Linked DNA regions of Homo sapiens: region 2 is linked to region 1. A link is a contact called in ENCODE Hi-C or POLR2A ChIA-PET data. All regions are on one chromosome and are shown on one strand. Each heading gives the region's core, a stretch centred on a gene start or an enhancer-like site at or near the end of the contact. The rest is flanking DNA. Distances are from core to core; before and after follow the strand shown. Region 1 overlaps LOC105369896 (a long non-coding RNA gene). Region 2 overlaps LOC105369905 (a long non-coding RNA gene).

Evidence for each region. A loop is a pair of places that touch in the nucleus more often than their neighbours do. ChIA-PET counts read pairs that join two places held with the same protein, here RNA polymerase II (POLR2A). Pooled maps may share reads with other maps.
Region 2: a pooled map shows a loop between it and region 1 (4-fold over the local background). The contact joins two enhancer-like sites. A Hi-C loop is called at or near these places in 3 of 168 maps with a recorded cell type or tissue (aorta, cardiac septum and heart right ventricle), 3 of 37 single-sample maps with no recorded cell type and 10 of 50 pooled maps. POLR2A ChIA-PET finds 5 or more read pairs at or near these places in 2 of 52 experiments (CD4-positive, alpha-beta memory T cell and activated B cell).

What each region holds. Positions count from the first base shown.
Region 1 is chr12:91,577,140-91,580,554 of GRCh38, forward strand. The region is part of intron 1 of LOC105369896 (a long non-coding RNA gene); the gene reads right to left. Among named protein-coding and RNA genes, the nearest start is that of LINC02823, 250 kb to the left of the region's middle. Within about 2 kb of position 2,057, at least 3 of the 41 ENCODE cell types and tissues checked have a DNase peak (open chromatin) inside an H3K27ac peak, as active enhancers do.
Region 2 is chr12:92,591,969-92,595,675 of GRCh38, forward strand. The region is part of intron 1 of LOC105369905 (a long non-coding RNA gene); the gene reads left to right. Among named protein-coding and RNA genes, the nearest start is that of PLEKHG7, 110 kb to the right of the region's middle. RefSeq lists enhancers at 1,292-2,491, 1,731-1,830. Within about 2 kb of position 1,988, at least 14 of the 41 ENCODE cell types and tissues checked have a DNase peak (open chromatin) inside an H3K27ac peak, as active enhancers do.

The DNA.
Region 1 (3,415 bases), core at 807-3,306:
CACACTAAGAAACAGAATCATGGATTTCTTTTTCCAGACTGTCCACCTACGACTGGCATTTCTGCAAGAGTCCTGTAACAACATTTTGAAGATAAAATCATGCCATGACTCTGAAATTGGAAGTACAGAACATATAAGAAAATAAATCAAGAAATGAGGGGAATCTCCCGAAAGGTTTTGCTAATTTTTATATTTTCACTTCTTAGCTCCAACCAGAGAATTTTTATTACAATAGAAGAGAAAATAATTTACTCCAAGTCAGTCACATATTAAGCATTTTCTAGATTTTACTTGGTCTTCATACTACTAAAAGGTGATATAATTATTCCTATTTACTGATAGAGAAAATAGGCTCTGAATGATTAGGCAGCTTTCGCAAATCAAATCATTCATGTCTCTTGAAAGCAAGATAAGGAGCCCTTTCCTATGCTCATCTTCAGGTGAATGTCCATAAATATTTTTGTACCAATTCTAATATTTGACTGTCATATCTGCAGGTTACTGGACCACTTTTTATTGTGATACTTAATTTATACAACATTAAATGGCCTCCAGTGTCCTCAAAGACTGCCTAGCAGATGTAATGTGGATATCCCAGAACACAATAATTAGACTTTTAGAGTCACAAACACACACCGCTCATTATATTAGAAACTGAAACTCTAACCATTTCAGTACTGCTCTTCACGAGGGTTAAGATATTGATTTTGTTGTTTAAAAAAACAAAAACAAAACAAAGCAAAACAAAACAAAAATGACCTCCTTAAGATACTGACACCTAGGTTTAAAGGAAAAAAGTGCTGCAAACTTAGAGCTACTTAAGATAATGGCTTCTAGAACTGAGTTAAGTTGAATACAAATGAAGTCAAGGAACAGTTCTCAGGATCGTGCTGTATTTAAATTAGACCTACTGGCATATTTAATGTTTGAATTGTAATACGCACTGATATCCTCTAGAGGGAGAATGAAACAAGAATAGGCAAATTATTTATTTTAAAAAGTGGGTGAATTTGAATAATCCTGAAAATTGTCCCGTAACAGAAAGAAGTCATTTAACCAAATCTGTCATAAACAAACCACAGACTGGTTAATTTTATTGTGGTATATTTTCTAAGTAGCTGAATTAGCTTCTATAATAAAGACCCTATTTTTAGTTTTCTATTAATTTTGAATTAGAAAAAAAAGCTACATGCACACACCCACAAAATTTCACCCACTTTACTACTTATAAATTGCAAAAACGTCTATATTATAGCGTAGATAATGACCTGCTTAAAACACTTTCTAAAAACTGTGCATTTCATTCTTAGTATTCATAAAATAAACACAATGCCCATCTACCCAAATATAATGTGACACAGCCTAAGAAAAGGAGGCATTCTGCAAAGCAAATTACCAAAGGCTACATAAAATACTTCATAAGGTTAAATATCAGAATAATTATTCCTCTTCCCGTCACAATTTTCTTAGGATGGTCAATGTTCTGCTAAAATCATCCAATCTTTTAACGTTTGGAGACCCAGAGAAAAAGCACCAAAATAAGTGTTTATGTGCATTGTACAAGAACTGAAATCCAGGTAGCTTCACTGTTATTACAGAATCTGAAGAAATAAACATCCCACAGAGATGAGATCACTATCTCCAGAAATAAAGGTTTCCAAAAGAAAAACAATTGTGAAAGGAAATTATCCTCTTTACTAACAATATGGTGATCAGCCATTCCCGCTTTCTCCTGATGATGAGGTGATGTCACCGGTCAGAAGCACTGGCCTATTTTCTGTACTGCCTATGGTGGGTTGGATTGGATGAAAATAAACATCTTACATAACAGGCCGGCTGTGCTCTCTGTCTTTTTTTTTTTTTTTTTCCAAAGAGATTTTCCCAGCATGAATTCAGTGTGTACAATTAACATTGGCCAAATTTCAGCTGAAAAATCTGTTAGGTTTATAAGCAGATTCACAAATACAGCTTATGTATGCTGCCTCCCATTCCTCTACTAGCCTAGCTCCTTTTTACGCACACACACACACACACACACACACACACACACAGGCACACACACAACACCACCACCATCACCACTGACATCACCTCACCCCCACCACCTCCACCCCTCCTGTAATCAAAACAGCTTTCTACCAACAGAAAAGGGACAACAGGCAAGTTAAAATTGAAATTGGTCTTTGAACAGCAGAAACAAAATAGAAGATTGCAGATTAGAGCCATTGTCTTGTCCCAGTAATATAAACCAGACCCCCCTCAGTGCTTATTTTCTCAGAATTGAAGAAGATAAATCAAAGATTATGAGCCTAACCAAAAAGAGGCATCCTTATGCTAGTGGCTTTTACAGTCATAAAAAGAGCAAAGCCAGAAGTGAGTATTTTCAATTGTCATTTGTAATAATTAGTAAAAATACTGCAGTTTTCTGTCATAAATCCTGTTGTACGTGGAGGGATTTATTAATCTTTAAGCTTTGGTATTTATTGTAGACGCTACTTATACAGAGGAAACATAAAACTAAAGGACTCAGCTTGATTTTCCTAATTCCTGAAGGTAGAATAAAATCAGAGATGCCAAAGATCTGAAAGAAACATGTGCTTGAACAGCCTGGATAGAAGCTCATTTAAAATCAGCAATATAATTCACAGTGGGGTTTGGATGGAATACTTTAACTGACCTAGTGGTCTTAGTTTCAGAGAAAATCCGTCATACAGTCTAAACTTAGTAAATATCTGAATATCTATCATATGCCTAACAAATGGCAAATATTGATTAACTTAAATATTATAGAGTTGAACTTAGATGATGAGATAATTCTTTGCATTGTTAAGCAATAAAAAACATTACTAATTTGTAGGCCAAGACAGAAAAATGATTCAGAGTGAATGCAAAGGAGATGATGAATTAAGATGATCTGATCCTTCCTGTCATAAAAAATAATCACCATTTTTCTAACCCAAATAAGAGCCACACTGAAAAGGGCTGAAATGCAGCTCTCTTTTACTTGGTGCATATACTTAATGTCAAGTCAAGAAAGCCAGTCCTGTACCTGTATATGCCTTACTGTGTATCCATTTACAGTTGCTGATCTATGTTTACAGGCTACTCTATCTCTTAGAATGTGCTTCAGTATGTTATATATGTACTTAATATATACCAGTAATACCCATTTGTTTGAAGATAGAATATGCATGTGAAGAATTAGCTGTAATATTTTGGAAATATAATTAAATTTGCATTCTAAATACTTGCATTTAAATCTCAGCTTTGATTGTTACTGACAGTAAAACCTTAGACAATTAATTGTGCTTCTCTAATCTTCAGCTCCCTCATCTGTAATGTGAAGACAATTATGTTTTTAAGAGATGTTGGGAGGAAAGAAAGAAAACACGTACAATGGATCCAACACAGTGCA
Region 2 (3,707 bases), core at 738-3,237, 1.0 Mb after region 1:
ATAAAAATTGAAAATCAAATTTTACCTCTCTCTTATGCTTTTTAATATCCACATATGTACTTTATACTGTACAAAAGTTATTAGTACAAGCATGCACGTATATAAATTACACATAAACAGAGCCTGGCACGGTGGCTCATGCCTGTAATCCCAGCACTTTGGGAGGTCGAGGAGGGCGGATCACTTGAGGTCAGGAGTTTAAGACCAGCCTGGCCAACATGGCGAAACCCCGTGTCTACCAAAAATACAAAAATTAGCCAGGTGTGGTGGTGTGCACCTGTAATTCCAGCTACTCAGAAGGCTAAAGCAGGAGAACACTTGAACCAGGGAGGCGGAGGTTGCAGTGAGCTGAGATCCTGCCACTGCACTCCAGCCTGGGTGACAGAGTGAGACTCTGCCTCAAAAAAAAGAAACAAAAAACTTACACATAAAGAGATATGAATATATGAGTGGGACATGCTCCAACATGATGGGGCATGTTACTGAAAGCTTGGAGGGCATTCCCTACGCTGATGCTGTGTGTTAGCCTTGCCTTTGGGTTATGCCACACCTCTGCTGTCTTGGTCAGCTTACACCACTATCACAGAGTACCAGCGGCTGGGCAGCTTAAACAACAAACACCTAATTCTCAGAGTTCCAGAGACTGGAAAGGTCAAGATCAAGATACCAGTACATTTGGTGTCTTGCGAGGGCCTGTTTCCTGGTCCGTAGATGGCTGTCTTCTTGCTGTGTCCTCAGCAGGTGGAAAAAGAGCTAGCTAGCTTTCTGGGGTCCCTTTTATAAGAACACCAATTCCATTCATAGGGGCTCCACTCTTATGACCTAAATACCTCTCAGAGGCCCTACCTCCCAATATCATCACATTGGGGGTTAGGATTTCAACATGTGAATATTCAGTCCATAGCACCTGCAGAAGGATCTACCTTTAACAGTTCTCTGTTGTCAAATGAATATGGTGTGAGCTACTTACAGGCACATAAGGTACTTTCTAACCTGGCCCCAGCCCTGGTAAGAAACAGACTGGCATAGGTAGTTTGAAGAGAGATTAATAGAAGGACTACAAAGATGTAGGTGGACTCTAGAGAAACTACGAGGGATAGTAATGTGGAAAGATGGGAGGAGGTGCCTGCCCCCCGACCGCAGGCCTAAAGTGGTGGAAAGGAGGAAAGAGAGAGGCTGTGTGGAGAGGGCCCTTGCTGAGACCTTCAGGGAAGGAATGCAGCCAGCTCAAGGCCACCCTGACCCCTCTCCTCTCACCCTTACCTGCGCCCTATTTACTGAATCCAACACAGAGGGAAGATATTGAGGTGGCCCACACAAGCAGCTTTCCATGACACAGAATTGAATAGAGAAGGGTAGTGGACCTGGAGAAACCAACGGAAGATATTCAAACCAATCTCTTTCCAAATTTCTCATTCATTCATTCATTCACTGATACTTTTATTTCTTCATTCAACAACTTCGATTGAGTGCTGTGTCAGGAACTGACTAGGATACTAGAGATACACCAGGAACAAGACAGTTGGTGTCCTGACCCTGATGTCTCATGCTACCTTCCAGAGAAGCAGGTAAAAAACATGGTGAGAGGTAAAATAATTACAGGTCACAATACATTCCTAGTGATAGATGCTGTGATGGGGAATAACAGGGGACTTGCATCAGGGAAAGTGGCCATGGATGATCTTCCTGAGGAGGTAAGACCTGAGGATAGAGAAGGGATTGGCCATGAAAATAGGTTGGGAAGAATATTCTACAAATAAGAAGCAGAATGTGCAGCAGCCCTGAAGTAGAACTCTGCTGTGGTGATCCAGGCACAAAAAGGAACAAGTGTGGCCAGGGTTGGGAAGTAAGAGATGGGCTCGGGACGGTGGGCAGGGACCGCCCCCTGCCAGGCTCCACCAGCTACAGTAAGGAGCTTGGGCAATGACACGTCCTTGAACCAGGGCATTTTGTAAACATCCTTCTGAACTGCTCACCCTGCCAAATATTGTGGCTTTCATGTGTCATGCCTCTGTGCCTTTGCGCATGTAGTGCCCCTGCCTAGAAACTCACCCCCTCTCTTCTACCAGACAGTTACTCATCCTGTGTGACCCAGTTTATATGTCATTTCCTGTGCGAAGCCTTTCTTGGTCTCCTCAGTCTGTCTCAGTCACTTCCTCTTCTGTGCTCCCTTAGCACTTTGTACATGTCTCCCTGCTTTGTCACTATTTGTTTACTGATCATCCCTCTCTCAGGACAGTGAACTCTTTGAAGGCAAAAGCTATTTTACGCTTCTTTGCATCCCTACCCTACTCCACCTCACACCCCCAAGCCCTTGAAGAACTGATACCATGTTCATCTTTGCATCCTCACCCTACTCTTCCCCCAACCCCTAGTTCACCTGGCCCAGGGTGTGCCACGTTAGTAACATCCAAGAATGCATGCTGCATGAATAAAGTTGCAGAAAATAGACCTCCCACTAATTCTGACCTTCAATAGCAATAATACCTGCCCAGAAGAGGCTACCAGTGAATTGTGATGTTTTAAAGCTTCCTGAGCATATAAGACAGCTGCTGGAATCCACTTAAGCAATTAGAAGTTAGATGTTCAACTAGAGTTTACAGGATGCCTTTAATCTATAAAGGATAATAATAGGTAACATTTATTAAATGCTTACTGTATACCAGTCTATTCTAGCAGCTGCACTAGAATGTATTCATTTAATCTTCAGAACAAAACTCTGAGCTGTTTACTCATACTAACCTACTTTACAGATGAGGAAACTGAGGTACAGTGGGGTTAACTGATTCAATGAGGACCACACAGCCAGTAACAGGCAGGACAGGGATTGAGACCCAGGTAGTCCAGCTCCAGAACCCAAACTCTTTTTGCGTGTGTGGATAATTTTTTTTTCTTTTGTTTTTTTGTTTGTTTGTTGTTGTTCCTGTTTTGTTTTGTTTTTGTTTTTTTGAGATGGAGTTTCACTCTTTTTGCTCAGGCTGGAGTGCAGTGGCACAATCTCGGCTCACTGCAACCTCCGCCTCCCGGGTTCAAGCAATTCTCCTCCTCAGCCTCCTGAGTAGCTGGGACTACAGGTGGACACCACCATGCCTAGCTAAGTTTTTGTATTTTTAGTAGAGACAGGGTTTCACCATATTGGCCAGGATGGTCTCTATCTCCTGACCTCGTGATCTGCCTGCCTCGGCCTCCCAAAATGCTGGGATTACAGGCGTGAGCCACCACGCCCAGCCACTTTTTTTTTTAATTTATTTTTTAACTTTTAGTTTCAGGGTTACATGTGCAGGTTTGCTCTATAAATACACTGCATGTCAAGGGAGTTTGGTGTACATATTATTTCATCACCCAGGTAATTACCATACTACCCAATAGGTAGTTTTTTGATTCTCACCCTCCTACCCTCCACCCTCTAGTAAGCCCCAGTGTCTATTGTTCCCTTCTCTGTGTCCATGCATATTCAATGTTCAGCTCCCAGTTATAAGTAACAACATGCGGTGTTTGGCTTCCTGTTCCTGCATTAGTTCACTTAAGACAGTGGCCTCCAGCTCCATCCATGTTGCTGCCATCTCTAACAGACTCCCTTCAAAGATAGAAAAATAGCAATAATAATTTCCTGTTTGTGGATGAAGCTAATACTATAAAAGTTCGTCTTCCTCATCATTATCATTTACAGTCACATCATCTCTCCAAAAGAGATGGATTTGTGTAGA